Linked DNA regions of Homo sapiens: region 2 is linked to region 1. A link is an interaction called in ENCODE POLR2A ChIA-PET data of the cell type or tissue named here. Cell type or tissue: PC-3. All regions are shown on one strand. Region 1 overlaps HIVEP3 (HIVEP zinc finger 3). Region 2 has its middle 47 kb from the start of FOXO6-AS1.

What was found. Peaks named below come from ENCODE experiments on the same cell type or tissue, not always from the same donor. Only the 100,000 strongest peaks of a DNase experiment are listed, where the experiment ranks them.
Region 2: POLR2A ChIA-PET joins it to region 1 with 7 read pairs; 2 of 35 experiments call an interaction of 5 or more read pairs at or near these places.

What each region holds. Positions count from the first base shown.
Region 1 is chr1:41,838,660-41,842,659 of GRCh38, forward strand. All of the region lies in intron 1 of HIVEP3 (HIVEP zinc finger 3), which reads right to left. Among named protein-coding and RNA genes, the nearest start is that of HIVEP3, 78 kb to the right of the region's middle. In PC-3, a CTCF peak has its summit at 2,418; a DNase peak (open chromatin) is centred at 2,362; H3K27ac peaks cover 2,582 bases.
Region 2 is chr1:41,421,103-41,425,102 of GRCh38, forward strand. No RefSeq gene overlaps it. Among named protein-coding and RNA genes, the nearest start is that of FOXO6-AS1, 47 kb to the left of the region's middle. RefSeq lists a silencer at 2,335-2,629 and an enhancer at 2,782-3,339. In PC-3, a CTCF peak has its summit at 2,495 (motif pointing left); no DNase peak of the experiment used is centred here; H3K4me3 peaks cover 1,070 bases.

The DNA of each region.
Region 1 (4,000 bases):
TTGAATCCTACTCTCTACCTCTCCGAGCCTCAGTTTTCTCATCTATAGAATGGAGTCAATAATACCAGTATCAGGGATCCATGGAGAATAAATGACACAGTGAGAGGAAGGACTCTGCCCAGTGTCTGGCACATAGCAGGCACATGCTAGGAAGGGTAATATGCACAATTTAGGATTACCTACGAATCTCAGTCAGTCTGCGAAACAACAATAGCAACTAATCAAAACACCATTTCCTGATGGGATTAAAATCAGAAAGAGCATCTGATCAGAGAGCAGATATCCCACAGTGTTAATAGCTGACAACTGGACCAAATTATCTTCTTTCAAGAAGGGTGTCAAGGATGTCAGGGGGTTGGGGGTCCAGGAATAGATCCTCAAAATCTTCCAATTGACAATATTCATCAATTTGCTGTGTGACCTTGTCAAGTTTCTCTACCTCTCTGAACCTCCAGTTCTTGGTCTGCCACAGGGATGCCAGCCTTGACCTGTGATTTCCTCACCCTATGCTACAGGGTCCACAGAGGAGGGAAGGTGGAGCCCTGAGAAGGTCTCTGGCCTCCTTCTCCTCCCACCTCCCCATCCAAAGCAGCACCCACCTCTGTTACTGGCTCTACATATCAAGAGTACAGGTGATCTTTCCTTTGAAGAAGAGCCTCTGGTGGTTTCAGAACTTGCAAGACCATTGTCCCGATGATTGCTGGGGTTCCTTCTGGTTCTAAAGACCTGCAGTCCTAAGTTCTCAGCTCACTCTCACGTACTGAAAACAGACAGGACTCTGCAGCAGCAACTGGTCTCAGCTCAAGCATCACTTCCTCCAGGAAGCATTCTTTGACCCAGGAGATGAAGGTAGGGCCACCTGTGGGCACCCCCAAGGCACCTCCTTTCTAAGTTGCCCATAGGAGGATTCCAGGGATGGAACTAACAAATCGCAGGGCCCAGGGCGTGAGTACTCTGGAGTGGGGCATGGGATGCTCTGTGTGTGTGACTACACATGAGTGAGGTAACCACTCACAGCCCAGATTAATGGCCACGCCTGGGGTCCAGAGGACCCCAAGTGAAATGCAGCCTGGCTGGCTGTATGTCACAGAGGATTTTTCCTAATCAAGGAGGGAAACAGAGTAACGGTCTACCTTGCTTAGCCTTGTAAGCCCCCGGTGACCACCCTGGATGCAAATGACCTTGCCCAAACTATTAAACATTCAAACCCTCCTTCTCTTATTTTATTCTCAGGAGGGTTTAGAGCCTCACTGTCTGCCATGGTTGCCACTAGTCCTGTGTGACTATTTAAATGAGATACAATTTAAAACCCAGGTCCTTAGCCACACTGGGCATATTTCAAGTGGCATAGTGACAGAACTGTATCCCATCATCTCAGGAAGATCGACTGCACAGTGCTGCCTAAACTGTTTGGGAATCCTGAGCCTGGCTCTCGTCGCGCCTCCTTTTATGAATCAGTTTGCCACCGTCCCCGCCTCTTTGTCACTTGTTCCTGAAAAACCCGGACTGGGTTGAATAGTGTCCCCCCAACGTTCACATCCACCCAGAGCCTCAAAATGTGACCTTATTTGGAAATAGAGTCTTTGCAGATATCATTAGTTAAGATGAAGTCATATTGGAATAGAGTAGACCCCAAATCCAACATGACTGTGTCTTATAAGGAGAGGAGAGACACATGCATGGATTCACAGAGGGAGAAGGCCATGTGATGACAACAGAGGCCGAGACCTGATGACATCTCTACAAGCCAAGGTCACTAAGGATTGCCAGCAACCACCAGAAATTAGAAGAGGCACAGAAGGATCCTTCCCTAGAGACTTTGGAGGAAGCATGGCCCTGCTGACACCTTGATTTCAGACTTCTGGCCTCCAGAACCATGAAAGAATAAATTTCTGGTGTTTTAAGCCATCAGTTTGTGCTAATTTATTATGGCAGCCACGAGAAATTAATACAGGACCCCATCACGAGACCCTACATTCTCATCCAACTCTCTCCCTCAAAGACAGCCAGGACCTTCAAATCCCTTGGATATTAACCCCTGGCCAGTGACACCCACGGAGCCCATCAGATCCTGGCCGTGCCAGCCAGCCAGTCACTGGACGACATAACCAGAGGAAGCTTGGCACTGGAAGGAGGCCAGGCATGCTGGGCTGGTGAGGCTGCCTAGGAAGGAGCCAGGAGACTCAAGTAGAGCACTCAAATTCCATAACTTTCTCTCCTTTTAATTTTAAAACAATATCAGAAGGGTTCCCAGAAAGCAACAAGCCCCAGGCCATCCAGTCAGTGGTTAAACAGTGGAGCCTGATCACTTACTTTATTAACTTGCTAAATCAAAGGGCTGTTAAAGTCTCTGTCCGGTAATAAAATGCAGGAAGGAGCTGAATCACCCACCTATTAGTGGCAGTATTGGTGCAGTTAATGACTGTAGCCTGGAGGGCCGTGCAGACAACAACAAAGCCAGCCCTGCGTTTCCACCTACAAACCCCACCACTTCCTCTGCCCATCCCAGTGCCCCCAGCACACCTGCCCACACACACCTGTCTTCAAGAAGGCTGCATCAGAATCTGTGGTGGCTTGATTTTTAAACACACCCAGAATTTCTCCTGTCAAATACACTTCCATCCAACTCTTCCAGGATCCCACCTCCATGACCCCAAACAAAAACAAAGAAACCAAACATCCAGAAACGCGGTGTTTATTAAATCAATTCTTTAAACAGGCAGCCAACACCAAGTTTTGACAATGCATTACAAACAGTGCAAAGCCTCCGGAGCCGAATGCTCTGTGAATATCAGTGCAGCACTGATAAGCTGGACCCTGAACCAGTATCACCCTCTGACCACACAGAGCCAGGAACAGCCCTATTTATTTTCTTCATTCCACCTTCTCCTGCCACTTTAAAATGGGGGAGAGGGGAACGGCCTGTGTGCTGTTCTTCCAGAAGCTGGTGGAAAGACATGCCCAAAACCGCTGACTTCGTCCATGTAGCTTATCAGCAGGGCCATTTTGAACAAGTTATCTAAGCTCAGGGCCTCAATGTCCTCACGCGTAAGTGATGGCTCCAGAGGGAGTGTTCTTCTAAGACCTGGTGAGGTAAGTGTGCTTATGAGTTTGGTACATCATAAGTACTGCATTAATATTCGTTGTTGGCTGGGTGGGGTGGCTCACTCCTATAATCCCAGCACTTTGGGAAGCCGAGGCAGGTGGATCACTTGAGGTCAGGAGTTCAAGACCAGTCTGGCCAACATGGTGAAATCCCCCCATCTCTACTAAAAATACAAAACTTAGCCAGGCGTGGTGGTGTGCACCTGTAGTCCTAGCTACTCAGGAGGCTGAGGCAGGAGAATTGCTTGAACCCAAGAGGTGGAGGTTGCAGTGAGTCGAGATCACAGCACTGCACTCAGCCCGGGCAACAGAGAGAGACTCCATCTCAAAAAAAAAATTCACTGTTAATGATTATGATGAATAATGCACCTAGTATATAGTAAGCACTCAATAATAACAGCAATAAAGTGCTGTTATTATTTCTAAAGTAACATCTAACAAAACCAGGCTCCAAGTGCCATAAAAACTCATTATTAAATCTTTATAACAGATGCAACTCTAAAACTATCCAAATTAAACCCTTCAGAATATTCCCAGGACACCCAGAAAAGATTGAGCCTGAATCCCCCATTGGCACTAAAAACAGGACCCACAAAGGAGCCTCGAAGTCATGTGGAGCCAGGTTTGGCAACTCACTCCCCACTGTCCCATTACTGGCCCCTCATAAAGGCTTCCTGATTTATCACTGCAGTAGGACTGAACTCTTCCACCAGGAGGTTTGCTCCATTATGCTCCATTACTCTGGCCTCATTTGAAAGCAGCCTCTGGGGCTTTATCCATGCCAATCAGGAGGTCTTGGTGGAAAGAGCTCCACGTGCCCCTGAGATAACAGAATGCTAGCTTCCCACAGCTCAGACCCACTGAGAATCCTGAAGAAGGAGCCCAGCATGAGTTC
Region 2 (4,000 bases), 420 kb before region 1:
AGTCTGAGGTTCTTCTGGGATATTCAGGGGAGGGAGCCTGGTAAGCTCTGAGGCTTACCTGCTATTTCACTTCAAGCAAATCGGTTACCCTCTTTGTGCCTCAGTATCCCTTCTACAAAATGGGGATAATCAATCACAGTACCTACTTCACAGGGTTGTTGTCAGGCTGTCTGCCTCTTGGTCAGGGTGAGAATGGAAAAGCACTCCCTGTATTTAACAACAATGTGTTGAGTGACTCAGTAAGAACCATTTTGGTGGAATACGGGGTGGACAGCAGCAGGCCTGGGAAGCAGACGGCAGGTGCAAGAGTGAGACTGGTCATAAAGGTAACCCTGGAATATGTTTTGCTGGGAAGGGGGAAGAAAGATGGGTCCTGGTTGGAGCCAAGTGTAGGGCTTCAGAAGGGTTTTTTTTTTTTTCTTGTTTGTTTGTTTTTTGAGATGGGGAGTCTTGCTCTGTCGCCCAGGCTGGAGTGCAGTGGTGCCATCTCAGCTCACTGCAACCTCTGCCTCTAGGTTCAAGTGACTCTCCTGCCTCAGCCTCCCAAGTAGCTGGGATTACAGGCACCCGCCACCACGCCCAGCTAATTTTTGTATTTTTAGTAGAGATGAGGTTTCATCATGTCGACCAGGCTGATCTTGATCCCGCCCACCTCGGCCTCCCGAAGTTCTGAGAGTGCCTGAGCCAGGCTGAGGTGCAGTGGTGCCATCTTGGCTCAATGCAGCCTCAATCTCCTGGGCTCAAGCGATCCTCCTGCCTCAGCCTCCTGAGTAGCTGGTACTACAGGCAGCTGGGACTATAGGCATATGCCACCACGCCCGGCTAATGTTTTTGATTTTTAGTAGAGATGAAGTCTCGTTTTGTTGCCCAGGCTAGAGCATGTTTCTTGATGCAGGGAAAGAGAAGGTGAAGAAGGGGGATAGATGGGAGGAGGGAAGGGTGGAGTCCAGGGCTCAGGGCACAGATGGGCTCCTCGGGGAGGGCCGGCTGGTTTATCCCATGGTTGCATCTTTGCAGAGTGGCAGGGAGACTTTTGCAGGGTGGGTGCCCAAGACTATCGCTATAGAAAGGCTCCTTGGGGTCCAGGTTGGAGAGGGAGGGAAGTGCCCCCAGGAGGAGAAGGAAGGTGCTGTGATGAGGTCAGAGAGCGAAGGAGGGCTAAGTGAAGGAGGGCCATGGATACAGGCCAATATGGGGTTGGGAGGATATGGGGTGGGGGAGGTAGTTCTGAGTGAGGATACCCAGGCCATGGCATGGGTGGGGTTGGCTGGGCCAAGTACAAAAGAGGGAGAGAGTTGTTGGTGATGAGGGAGAAGTAGGGGGTTGGCCAGGTCGTCAGGGGTCCAGGGAACTCCCAGGATGAAGGCAGGTGTTGGTGGAGAAGGCCAAGTCAGGCCTCAGGTCCTGGGGGCGTGGAGGTGTGGAGGGAGGCGCGGGGAAGTGGAGGAGGTGGCTGAGGGACGGGGAGAGGGAGGGCGGGGCTGAGGATGAGGGGTTCTTGCCCCAAAGTGGTGGCAGGGTGTCCTGGCTTGCAGCTTGAAGGGTTTTTATATTTTTGGCTTCTTGATGGGAATCTGGAATTAGTGATGGAATTGTGTCATGGATCAGGATTCTGTATTCACAGGGCCCTTAATGGCCCACGTTGCCCTGAATGAGTCCCCTGCTGTCTTGTCTGACTTCTCCTCTGGGTGAAGTCTACGGGGCTGGGCTATGTTGTCATTTACCTCTGCCGCCACCGAGCAGGCGAGAAAACCGCATCGGATGAACAGTTGGAGAGACGTGGCTAGGAGCTCCTTCCTGGAAAACAGTCTCCAGGAGATGTAGCATGGTGAGGGGATTGTGGGTTCCCAGGGCCAAAGTGTTCCAACCAGAAGCTGTGTGGCCTCTGGCAAGTTCTTTTCTTCCTTCTCTGTAACCCAGGGCACAGTGATGCTTCATGAGAGCGTAAAGTGTGTGGCAGTGGGTTCCTTCTTGTTAGTGATTACTATTACTCAGTGCTGACCAGAGAGAGGCCTGGTCTCTGTGGCAGAGGGGGTCCCTGGAGGGGCCCAGGACCAGGGTTTTGTCCCTGCTCTGAGCACTTGGGTGCTGGTAACGCCACAGGTTGTTTCTGGTGCTTTCTCCAAAGCTCTGTGGCAGACAGAACCAGGGGCATCACTGGCTCCATGCCTACCAGCTGTGTGACCTGGGCAAATCCCTGTAGGCACAGAGCTGCCTCCTTACTTGTAAAACACTGATTATTAATAATACCTCCTTCACTTCATTCATTCATGTGTGTACTCAGCAAATATTTCCTGAAGCAAGGTAGTGCTGCCATCAGATGAAAAGAGATGAAGAGTGGCTAAGGGGTTGCCTGGGGGCACACACAGGTAGTCTGCCCCCTCCCGCAAGATTCAGCTCCAGTTCAACCCCAACTACTCTCAGCCCCTGAACCCCACCTGGAGGCCTCTTGGCCGCGGCTCCCTGCTGGTTGAAGCTCAGATGCCCTCTTGTGGCCGCGGCCCCCTCGCACGTCGCCCTGCGCCCGGGGACCGGAATCCCCGACAAGGGGTGGTCAGCTCAGCGGCAGCACTGGACCCTCTACCTGCCCCCGCCCCCCGATTGTACGGAAGTCTGCAGCGTGTCTCAGGCCACACTGCGAGTTGGGGGTGGCCCTGGCCGCCAGCCTGGTGTCCTTGCCTGGAGGAAATGCGAGGTGTCAGATGACCCTGCCCGCCCTGCCCCTCCCAGGCCACCCTCGCAGAGGACGCCTCTCCCTGGCAGGACACCCTAGGGCCGTCTGGGCCCAGCATGCCCGCTGGCTCGTGAGCTGGCCCTGGAAACTAGCGGCTGGCGCAAGTGGGCGTTCGGCGGCACTGCTGGCTGCCAGCTGCCAGCCCCACACCCCACAGGCCCCTGCCTGGCCAGCCCCGGTGCACTCCTGGGATGTCCCCTGCAGGCCCAAGTGTCTCAGGCCCAGCCGCTGCCTCGGGGCTGTGTGCCGCTGGCAGGACACACAGCCTCCCGAGCTCAAAAAGCGGCTCTGCCCTTTCTTCTTAGGTTCAGGCTAAGGCCGGCTGTGCCGGAGGGGCACAACACCTGAGTGGAGATGAGCAGCCCAGGGGCGCCCTGCTGGCCCGCACCCTGCCCAGACCACATGAAGGCGAAGAGGTTGCTGAGTGAGTGGCGGGGGTGTGGGATGGAATTGTGTACGTGGTGTGGTGTGTGTGTGGCGTGTGTTGGTGCGTGTGTGGTGTGTGATGTGTGGTCTATATCTGTGTATGTGGTGTCTCTGTGTAGTGTATATCCATGTATGTGGTGTGTCTGTGTGTGGTGTGTGTGTGCATGTGTGTTTTGTGTGTGTGCTGTGGTGTGTCTGTGTGTGTTGTGTGGGTGTGGTGTGCCCTATGTGTAGTATGTGTGATGTGTGTGTGGTATGTCTGCGTGGTGTGTGTACATGTGTGTTGTGTGTTATGTGCGTGTGTGTGGTATGTGTGGCATATAGCTATTTGTGGTATATGTGGTGTGTGTGGTGTGTGTGTGTGGTGTGTGTGTGCGCACGTGTGTTGTGTATGTGCATGTGTGTTGTGTATATCTATGTATGCTATGTGCTGTGTGTGTCTGTGTGTGGTATGTCTGTGTGGTGTGTGTACATGTGTGTTGTGTGTGTTATGTGCGTGTGTGTGGTATGTATGACGTATAGCTATGTGTGGTATGTGTGGTATGTGTGGTGTGTGTGGTGTGTGTGTGCATGTGTGTTGTGTATGTGTGGGTGTGTGGTGTGGTGTATATCTATGTGTAGTAAGTGTGGTGTGTGTGTCTGTGTGTGGTGTGTCTGTGCATGTGTTGTGTGTGTGGTGTGATGTATATGTGTGGTGTGTGTGTCTGTGTGTGGTGTGTCTGTGTGTATTATGTTATGTATGTTGTGTGTGTGGTGGGTGTGGTGTGGTGTGTGTGTGCATGTGTATTGTGTGTGTGATGTGGTGTATCTGCATGTGTTGTGTGTGTGGTGTGGTGTATA